Regions from separate parts of the Homo sapiens genome. Here region 2 is linked to region 1. A link is a loop called in an ENCODE intact Hi-C map of the cell type or tissue named here. Cell type or tissue: ascending aorta. All regions are shown on one strand. Each heading gives the region's core, and the rest is flanking DNA. Links, peaks and the distances in the headings are about the cores only. Region 1 has its middle 51 kb from the start of CTIF. Region 2 overlaps CTIF (cap binding complex dependent translation initiation factor).

Region 1 (5,378 bases), core at 295-5,294:
GGCTCTTGGAACAGTGACAGCACAAGCTTACTATTCCATTTTCATATTTGAACAACTTTGAATGAAGTGTCTTGACTGGAGCTGTTTTTAGAAACAATAATAAGAATGCTTTCCCCTCCTTTTTCCCACTTTGTTGTTAAACTAGCCTTCCTCTCTCCCCCTTTTCCCTCCTCCACATTCTCTGGAAAGTGTTAGTTTCAATCTCCACCCAAATGCATATGGGAGCTTCAGCAGGGAGTGCAGAGTGATGGTCTGAAAGTGTGGGGAACCAGAAGATTCCACTGACTCAGGCCTCAGCCAGACTGGGTATGCGCCTGAGAACTGTCAAAAGAGAACACACAGACCAAGTTACAGTGTTTCCCCCAGTCATGGTATGCTGGCACTTGTGGGTAATTTAGAAACCCAGATATGGGAATTTTTCATGTTGTCCTTGTAACATCTCATCTCTTCCATCCAAGGTTTAATCATCTATCTTTCAAGCTCTGGGTTTTATCAGAATTGTTGTATTGTTTCCATTCAATTCAATTCCTGTTTATTGAGCAAACTGTAAAGGAAAACTCTAATTTGGCCAAGGTATAAGTTAATTGGAACAGTTAAATAACAAAACAATCTGGTACATACCCCTCTTGTTCTCAGTAATAATTCCTAATGCTTACAATATTGCCCGACCCATGTTAGGGACTTGATAAATATTTGTTGAATGAATGAATGAATATGCTAAGTACCGAAAGGGGGCAGTGCCTCCATTAGGTTTCTTAACGTCTCCTTGGGTGACCCACAATATTTTCCCAATTGTCTCCTGCCCTCTAGCACTCTTCCAAACTAATCCATTCTCCACTTGACTGCCACTGTAATCTTTATAAACTGAAAATTTGCTTGTGTCATGCCCAGGTCTAAAGTACTTTAACTTTCCATCATGGCTCTCCAGTGCTCTCAGGACAAAGTTTATTTATTTTTATTTTTTGTTTTAATAAACAATATGTATTTCTTAGATTTTTAATTTCTAATTTTTATGGGTCCATAGCAGGTGTATCTATTTATTGGTACATAGGATAAAGTTTATTATGTCATTCATTTATTCACTGAACTGAAGGTCTCCTGAGGAAAGATCACCACTGAGCCTTGGGCAGAAATTCTCAGCCTGGGGGCTGTGAGGACACACAATCAGATACCTTCTTTTATTATTGAGTGCCCAATGTAGAGATAGACAGCCACTGATCTAGAAACATATGGAAAAAAGGCGTATAACATTATAAGGGTATATGCATATAAGGGTATATGCAGCATGCAGCAGACAAAGCCTGCTTGTGAGAGGTAATGCTGGAAGTGAGCATTTCTTTTCTGAGAAGGCCATTCCAGGACAGGCTCCACCCAAATCAGGGATAAACCAACAGAGAGAGAAGCCGTGCCATTTCACCACTTAGTGTCATATCATCCTTCCCTGGGCAATAAAATCCCCCAGGTTAGCCTCCTGCCCTCTCCTGGAATTTCCTTGTCACAATCTGGCTGATTTTGGCTTTGGCCAAGCCTCTTTTCTGGGGAAGTTGTCCAACGGAGCTTGCCTGGAGAAAAGTGTGTATTGCATTGTTGCATATCCAACCTAGGAGAGTCAAGAAAGCAAACCTCAGGCAACACACCCAGAACTCAGTGGGTCAGAATAGAGCAGGAGTGGAAGGCTCCAAGAAAGAGATGTCTGAGAAAGATATCTGATATTATTTGTGGTAATTAAGACATCTTAACAATGGAATTAAGATGAACAATGCAAGGGAAAAAAAAGATAACTAGCAATTTCAAAATTCTGTGCAAGAAAGGAGTACTTCCTGGTACAAAGCTGACCTTCAGGAGCCAGCTCTCTGCTTGGGGTGAAAAGTGTAAACATGCATAAATAGTTATTAGTTAAGTTTCTGTCTCTTTTTCCCCCTTGCTCAGGACCCTCTTCAGCCAGCAGGTCTTAGTTCTGTCCCCAGCACAGCTTGCTCATTCAGGTCCTTAGTGACCTCCCAGTCTTGACACCTCTTCCCCTAGGACATTTACAATCCCACTGACCCCTTAATGCCCATATTGTATTTCTCAAGATGTCTCCCTGAACCATTCCACCCCAAAGGGATATCATTCTCTTCTGAAATTCATTAGCACCTATACTCTTAAGGAAGTTATCACTAACTAGTCAAGATTTTAAATAGTCTTTTAATGGGTATATATCTTCTGCAACCTTCCAAAGGGAAAGGGTACCCCTCTTCTTAGGCACACCAGGGACCTAACAGAGTATGCTCAGTCAACATTTATCCACTGGTTGATGATTAATGCCTGAGCCATGTGGCAGGGCTCCAAACATCACAGGCATTCCAGGAAGGAATGCAGAAGCTGCTAGCTATGTTATCTCACCAAGTGAGCTCAAGATAATGTAGAAAGCTGGATGGAGGCCAGCCCTGGTCCAAATCTCTGTGAGTGCCCTTTTTGTCTCTTAAGAAGGCTATTATACAGACCCTGACCTGGGTGACAAAATTCCTGAGGCTAGAGGCCTCCCCTCCCCCTAGAATTTCCAAGTCATAGTCTTGTTGATTTCTGCTCTGGCCAAGACCCTCTCCTGTGGATGACGTTTGTGTGAGGATGGCTGACAATGAATGTAGACCGTGCTGTTGTATATATATCAGATTAGGCAGCAGCCGGCACAGGTGGTCCTGACCTGGCAGTGGACTCTGAGTTGCTGCTGAAGTCCCCAGCTCCTTCCTGACTGTCGACTTTTTATGTCTTCATTGAGTACCTCTTAACCTTCTCAGTATGTAGTTCTTTGTCATAGATCTAAGTCTTTGATTTCACAGGACACGGGCAATACAAACTGGCTGGCTTCTCGGTGACCACATGCCCCCAGTACCCCTGCGTTCTTGCCTTGGTCCTATCTGGGGAAATGTTTTCCCTGACCCAGGGGAGCAACCTGGTTAGAGTAGAATAGAGTCAAGCAGGGTAGGCCAACCTGGGTAAGCTGAATTGTTGTGGAGGAGGTGGTGGGTGATGGTGATGTAAGAGGCCTTAGCTAACATTTAGTTCAACCCTCTTGTCTTACAGATGAGGAAACTAGTGCTCAGTTTTAATTAATTTCAGTCACAATATAAATTCATTTAATCTCAAGAGTTAGAAAGACACTTAAAATTCTTGGGAGGAAGTCATGTCATTCAATAATTCATCCAATGCTCGGCTGAGCATGATGGCTCATGCTTATAATCCCAGCATTTTGGGAGGCCGAGGCAGGCAGATTACCTGAGATTAGGAGTTCGAGACCAGCCTGGTCAACATGGTGAAACCCCTTCTCTATTAAAAATACAAACATTGGCCAGTCATGATGGTAGGTGCTTGTAATCCCAGCTACTTGGGAGGCTGAGGTAGGAAAATCGCTTGAACCTGGGAGGCAGAAGTTGCAGTGAGCCAAGATGGCGCCATTGCACTCCAGATTTGGGCAACAAGAGCGAGACTCCATCTCAAAAAAAAAAAATAATAATAATAATAATAATAATTCATCCAATGCTTGAGTCCTTTTCACAGTGTCCTGGCCACGTAGTTTTCTCAATCGTGCTTGAAAACCTCCAGTGGCAGATATCTTACTACCTGCTCATCACATATTCAGACAACTTTGGTTATTTAAAAAGTGAGTTAAAGAGCTGGAACTGGACACCAAAACTCCTGCATCTTTTTCCAGTATTCTCTCCCTTCTACCAGGCTGATGCTCAGTTCTTTTGAGGAACCCCAAGGGATAGAGGCATGAAAGATAGCTGCCTACTTCTCAGGGGAGAGAGGCCAGAAAAACTCAGAGGGGAAGACTTTAGGGTGACAGGGAAGAATCCCCTCTGTGTTCTCTGATTTAGCTGGGGCACAGTTTTCCTAAAAGAAGAGAGAGACAAGGAGAGACAACAAGGAGAGTGGAAACCCCGTTTAAATCATTCCCTTACTAATGATGTCTTAGAATGTAAGAAAAGACACCGTTTTAGTACTCTTTTAGGAGACTGTTTGGTGTGGTACTTATAAACTAGAGAGAAACTCCAAAGTCAGAGCTCCTTGGGTAGGAATGTTGCAACCTTATCTCCTGCAATGGTGGAAAAAAATTAATGGTCAAATGGATATTTACAGAATGTCTCACGGGTCCCAGATCTGTGCTAGGTTACATAAACACCCTCCCACTTACTCCTCATAATAACCTTGTGATGTGGGGGACAATAAGGCTGTAAATCTAAGTATTTGCTTAAAGTTTTACAATAAGTGATTGAGGAAGGAATAAATCCAGACTTCAAGACTCAGAGAAGAGCAAAAGCTTTTCCTGCTCTGAGCTTCCTTTTTGTGGATCCTGGCACAGTAGAAAACAGACTTGTACTCTCATGACCATTATTATGGGGTTCCTGGAGTCATTGTAGGGGTGTGGAGAGCTGCTAGAGATTAAAAAAATGGAGACAGTCAGCCTCTTTGGGGCTGGCTTCTAGAAGTGGCCATTATAATAGGGTAGAAACATGTGGTTGTCTTGGAAAGGAAAACTCTTGTGAACTAAAAAGTATTGGAGAGCTATGGATTAGAGGAAGAGCAGGATGAGAAGGGAAGCTGCCTGAACCCTGAGAAGGAAGCCCTTTTAGTTTCCCAGGGTGAGAGGCTAAGGAAGGTCCCCAGACACACCCCTCCATCATGGCCAGGGCTGGCTGGGGACACAGCTTTGGAAACAACAGTGTGCTGGTAGCTGAAGAGAGCCAGGCCTTCCTGAGGCTAGGAAGGATGAGAAATCTGTTCTTGCCATCCCCACTTTCATTCATTCATTTGCTTGTTCATTCAACAAATATTTACTGAATATCTATTGTGAGAGGCCCCTGTCAACCCTCTTTAGCCCATGGTACCCTGATGCATTCCTTTGATGTCTCAAAGCTGGTAACACCCATTATCTGGATCTCTGGTCCAGGACTCATACCTGAGAAGTTGTCTTGTCTACTGGTATAACACACCACTCCCAGACTTAGTGACTTAAAACAGACAGTATTATCACTTATGATTTTGTTGGCTGGTTGGGCTCAGCTGGGTGATTCTTACTTAGGATCTCGTACGTATTTTCAGTCAAATGGCAGCTGGTCGTAGAGTCATCTGAAGGCTTGAATGAGCTGACACCTGAAATGGCTCACTTACATGGCAGATGATGCCGTTGGCTGGGAGATGGAGCTGTTGACTGGAAAGCCTGCGTGTGGCTGTCCATGTGGCTTGGACTTCTCACAGCATGGTAATGGGCTTCCTAGGGAAAGTGTCCCAAAAGCAAGGATTCTAAGAGTCCAAGGAAGAAGCAGCAAGGCCTCATGACTTAGCTCAGAAGCTCGAGCACATTACTTCTGCTGCATTCAAGTGTCAAGGAAGAT
Region 2 (5,378 bases), core at 120-5,119, 130 kb before region 1:
TTTTTAAATAAGGGGAAAATATATAATAAATCCCCCATGCTGAACCACCCCGCAGTCCTCCTATAAACTCACTTCTTCTGTTAAGCCTTTCATGGGTGGTCCACCATTGAGTACTTCCTCCTGTGAGCAAAGACATCAGGAAAAATGAATTTAAGGGCAGAAGGAAATGAAGAGATGGGATTTTAGAAAAAGGGCGAGGGAACAGTGAACAGGGAAGGCAGAATGAAAGGAGAGACGTAAAGAGAAAGAGGAGAAACTTGTTAGGAAAAGCCATTGAGCCGATCTGAACACTCTCACCCTATCCTATTCATTGCCACTGCTGCACCCCTTTGTAAAGATCACTGCATTTTAGATGAAACCCAGGGTTTCCAAGTGCCGGAAAGCATCAAAATAGGGCTATAGGAAGTGATCTTCACTCTCACTGGCTCTTAATTTGACCCCTTAACAAGAATTTACTGGAAACTATGCTGTCATTAAATGTATCTTCATAGGGTTCCTACATGTTATCTTTCCAAGAGACTGGATCGGGGCAGCAGGCCATGGAGGGGGAGAAAGGAGACAGCCCTGCTCCCACTGTGGCAATCAGAGTCATGCACAGGCTTATGAATAGTTCAGGCCCAGGCCCCTCACCTTTGCCTGCATCTCTAGCAGTGGGGCCTGTACATCAGTATTTCTCACAGCTCCCTAAGTGAGTTCATGCTCGCTCAGAGTTGCATACTGCTTCCAAGCTTTCTGGTGATCCACTAGATCATCCACGAACATCACATGTGCCAAAATTTTCCCCACTTACAACATCCTAATCTCTTCCCCAAAAGATTAGTGGTCAATGAGATTTGGAGACCTAATTTTCTTTCTATAGGAAAGAAATCTATATTAACCACCCAACACCCAATCAGTCATGGCCTGTACGGAGCAGGAAACCAGAAGTAGGTGGGGTGGGGATGGGGCTCCAGAGCCCAGCTCAGCCACCACCCAGCAGTGGGGTTTGGCCATGCTCCATTTCTGTGCCTCAGTTTCCCTCCTTTAGAATAGGGCTAAAATCCCTCCTCCTCCCAAGGATAGAGTGACTGTGGGGACTTCCAATCTATTGGACAGCAGGTGCTCCTGAAACATGGGGGAGGGGTACGATGTAAAATACGGGGGAGGGGCGTGGTGTCAAGCATGGGGAGGGGCGTGGTGTCAAGCATGGGGAGGGGTGTGGTGTCAAGCATGGGGAGGGGCGTGGTGTCAAACATGGGGAGGGGCGTGGTGTCAAGCATGGGGAGAGGTATGATGTTAAACATGGCATCCAGAAAATGTTGGCAAACTTAAAACACACATTGTCTTGGTTATTCATCTAAGAGACAGGAAAACTGATCTATCTATCTATCTTATCTATCTATTATCTATGTATTATCTATCTGTCTGTCTATCCATCCATCCAGCCAGCCAGCCATCCATCCATCCATCCATCCATCCATCCTTCATTTCTTTCTAGTTGTTACTGGGAAGGACGAGAGGAACACAAGTGTACAAACATCATGAGATATTTTCTCCCTGAGTGTCAACTGTCACTTCTCAGATCCTAAAAAATGACCTCACCAGCTGAAGAGCAACATTCCTCTCCACTCCCTCAGGTCTTCTCAAGGTTTCCAAGCTTCTTAACAAATTTCCTCCCCAGAAACATCAAAATACCACACAGGCAGACAGGAACATTCCCTGAGTGTTTGCTGTTTTTTTTTTTCTTTTTGGCTTCCATTTAAACTAGTCATCAGATTAAAAAAAAAAACAAGCCAAAGTGCTTTAGCAGAAATATTTCCCATAAAGCTGTGTTAATAGAGAATTTTTTTAAAAAGTATCTTATGTAGACACAGCTAACCCTGGCCTTCCTGAGAGTGGGCCACAGCCGTCCCTCTTCCAGAGTCGGTACCCCAGGTGTGTGTGTGACTGTGGGGATCGGGGAGGCAGGGGCGCGGTAGGGGCAGGATTGAAACATCCTCCCTTTCCGGCAGCAGCAGGCAGGCCTGCAGGCCCCAGCATCCTGCCAGGTGTCTGCATTCTTCGAGGGAATTCCAGAGCATGAAGAAAGTTTAGAGAATGCATCCAAATGTCACACCACACAGGTGTTCTCCACACCACACTTCACAGCAGACGTCAGTCTGAAAGCCCCTCCACAGCCTTGCCTTGCCCGCCACACAGATGGGGGCATCCAAGCGTGAGTCAGGCCCCACTGATCCCTGGAGCTGGTGCCAGAAGCACAGAGCCCAGACTGAAAGCGCTGGGAGGGCACCTCCTTTCAAAACTATGTCCCCGCTGGCTGCTCTGGGCACAGAAATTCTACCATCAGCCACGCATACCTCTGGGGTGAAGCTTTGAGGCTTCCTTGGCTCCTCCAGGTAGAGCAAATTTCAGCTGGAGGAACCTTTGGAGGATGCCCTGCTGCAGGCCTGGATGCCACACAGCTGAAAAGGCAGGCAGCCCACAACAGGGGGTACCCAGCCAGCCCATATGCCCATCCACAGGCCCTGCTCCTGGGGAAGTCAGCTCTAGGGGCTTCCAGGGGACTGCAAAAGTTGGTTCACTTAGTTCCTGCCCTAGACAATCTAAAGAGGTTAATTTCCCTTACAATTTTCCAATCTATCCTAATCCTCCTCCTCCTTCCACTTCAGATCATGGTACTATTAGCTGTGCAATAAGCATAGTTTGTATATTAAAAAAAGGATTATGCAAATAAGTTAATGCACCACCAGACAAGACCCTCCATGCGGTCAGCTGTAGACCGCCAGGCCACCCAGCCACCACCTTGCTCCCACATTCCTCAAGGACTTTTCTCCTGTATCACAGCCACCCTTTCCCACATCCTTTTGTCCTTTCTTGGTGATTTCAAGATCCATGAAGATGGATCTGAGTTTCACGACCCGCTCTCCTCCTGGCCTCTCCCTCTCCCCCACACACTCCCATGCTCACACCCAGCCCTCTCCTGACCCATGACTGCATTCCTCCACCTCTGATTTCAAACACCCCACTCCTGGACACACGCCACACCCCCACCATCTTTCTAGCTCAGTCTCTTTGCTACCAGGATTACAATTCTTTGGGTGGCCTCCAATCCACTGACCCTACCACCTGTCAGCCTCCACAACCACCTCAGGTACCCACTCCCGTCCTGGCCTGGCTCAGCATCCAGGTGACTCACCATCATCACTCCTGTGCCTCCCTCACCCCTCTCTCCTCCACTGTATTCCCTGGAGAAACCTCCACCCTGGTTAAAGTCATCTTTGTAACTCTGCCTCTGCACCTTCGTGGCCGCAAGCCGCTGGAGAGAAACCACAGCTGTGCTGCAGGAGCCATTTTAGATGCGCGGCCCCACACCTGCCACTCCCTCCTGTCATTGTGGATGAACCGCTGGGGGCTGGGGATAGGCCAGGGCTCCAGCAACCCCTGACTTGCCCCTGGATTGAACACACAGGTCAATGCTCCTATTTTGACCTTATTTCCCCCAAATACCACCACATGTCTCTCCCCTTTACAGCTAAACTCCTCAAAACAGTTGTACTATTCTCCTAGTCTCCAGGCCATCTCCTTCTGTTCCTTGAGCTGGCCACAGGCAGGCTTCTGCCTTCACCGCTCAGTGGAAACTTCCCCGTCACGGCCCCCTGCTCAGTCAGCCATTCTCAGCCCCTCTTACCTGGCCTGGCAGTGGCCCGCAAGGCAGTCTCCCCATCCCACTCCCTCGACTCCCCTCCTGGGCTCCAGGAGCAGCCTGGTTCCCTCCTGCCTCACTGGTCTCTAGGCTCACTTCTCCTCACATTCTTTCTTCCTCATGTGGGGCCACTCCAGGGCTCAGGACTCGCACCTCCTGACGACACAGTCCTCATCATCCCTCTGACTCATCTCCGCAGCTCTCCCTCCCTCATCCTCTGCTCCAGCACCCTGGCCTCCTGGCTGGGCCCGGACTCTTCTTCCAGCCCAGCCCTGGCACAGGCTGGTCCTTCTGCCCAGATGTTCCTATCCGGATATCTCCACTACCCACCCCTCCCTCCCCTCCATGCCAGCTTCCCTGACTACGCTACTTAAAACTGCAAGCCCCTCCTGCTCCTCCTCACTCCCCGTTCCATTTTCCGCTTTACTTTTCTCCATCGCAATGATCATCCACGAGTAGAATACACAGTCCATGAGGGCAGGGCTTTTTTGCTCAATCCTAGATACGAGTCCTAGAATAGTGCCTGGCACAGAATAGAAGCTTGTTAAACACTCATGGATTGAATAACAAACAAATTATAAGCTTGCATTACTTGTGATTTTAGAACCTCAAGGACACTAAAGAAAGCATCACATCTATTTTTTTTTTTCTCCCTCAGGACTATTTTCTGTCCCCTGCTTCCCAGTGGGGACAGGGCATGGGATTACTGTGGCTTCAGCATTTCCCAGAGTGACTCCTGGTCTGAGTTCCAGCAAAGCCAAAAGTTTGTTCTGGCTTCTAAAAAGCTAGGGGTCCCACCCAAAAAGTGAGCCAGGTGGTTGGACTCAGCCTTTTCCCAAAGCAGGGTGCACCCAGGTAGCTCACCTTCTGATTGTCCCAGGAGTCCCAGGCTTGGAGATGGGATAACACGCACGAGAGGCGGATCCCCAGAACCCTGACTCCAGATAAGACAGGGGACTCTCCTGTACATGCTTGTGCAGGCAGCACTGATTCTCTGCAGCTTTTGTACTTCTTACTGTCTTTGACCTTCCAACATTCCCGAGGCAACAGCATAATTCCCATTTGCCAGATAAGAAAACACAGCCCCACAGACATTGAAGGTTCTGCCCAAGGTCACACTGGCAGCTAGAAGCCAATCTGGAAGCAGCTCTTGAACAAAAATCTGCTGAGGATTTGTGGTGTTAGGCAAAGATATGCTTGATAGGGTCCCTATCCTTAATGCATTCATACTTTATGAGGGAGAAGCCAAGACTTTCAAATCTCAGCTCACAATCTTTCAGATGAGTCCATCTCCCCTCCAAGGTCAGGGATGCCACAGACTGAGGCAGGAGGGTGCAGGACCAAACATGACGCTGGTTGGATTGCCTCATATGTCTAAGTATGTCTGACATACAGAGCCCTGGGTGAGAATCCCACGAGACTTTGGCTACTAACAATCATTCCTTTGGCTACCAACAACTACTTGTATTTGAAATCACAGAAAATATTCACAAGTTATAGTTCTTTGATGGTATGCATTATGGAGAAGCGAAACCTCCAGATCTCTCCTAGAACATAAGCTTATTGAGGACAGGGAACAGCGTTCAGCACATAGTCAGTACTCAAGAGACGTATGTTCAAAGACATGTGGGCCTGGCTGGGCCTCAAAGCCTCATTGGATAGGGAGGAGTGGAGGTGGGTTAGAGGGACGGGGTGC

The links. A loop is a pair of places that touch in the nucleus more often than their neighbours do. Peaks named below come from ENCODE experiments on the same cell type or tissue, not always from the same donor. Only the 100,000 strongest peaks of a DNase experiment are listed, where the experiment ranks them.
Region 2: a loop joins it to region 1, with 2.3 times the contacts of the local background. A loop is called at or near these places in 5 of 110 quality-filtered maps.

What each region holds. Positions count from the first base shown.
Region 1 is chr18:48,485,704-48,491,081 of GRCh38, reverse strand. No RefSeq gene overlaps it. Among named protein-coding and RNA genes, the nearest start is that of CTIF, 51 kb to the left of the region's middle. In ascending aorta, for the core only: no CTCF peak of the experiment used is centred there; a DNase peak (open chromatin) is centred at 2,351; H3K27ac peaks cover 1,336 bases.
Region 2 is chr18:48,619,931-48,625,308 of GRCh38, reverse strand. The region is part of intron 2 of CTIF (cap binding complex dependent translation initiation factor); the gene reads right to left. Among named protein-coding and RNA genes, the nearest start is that of MIR4743, 48 kb to the left of the region's middle. RefSeq lists an enhancer at 1,958-2,137. In ascending aorta, for the core only: no CTCF peak of the experiment used is centred there; a DNase peak (open chromatin) is centred at 2,222; H3K27ac peaks cover 3,619 bases.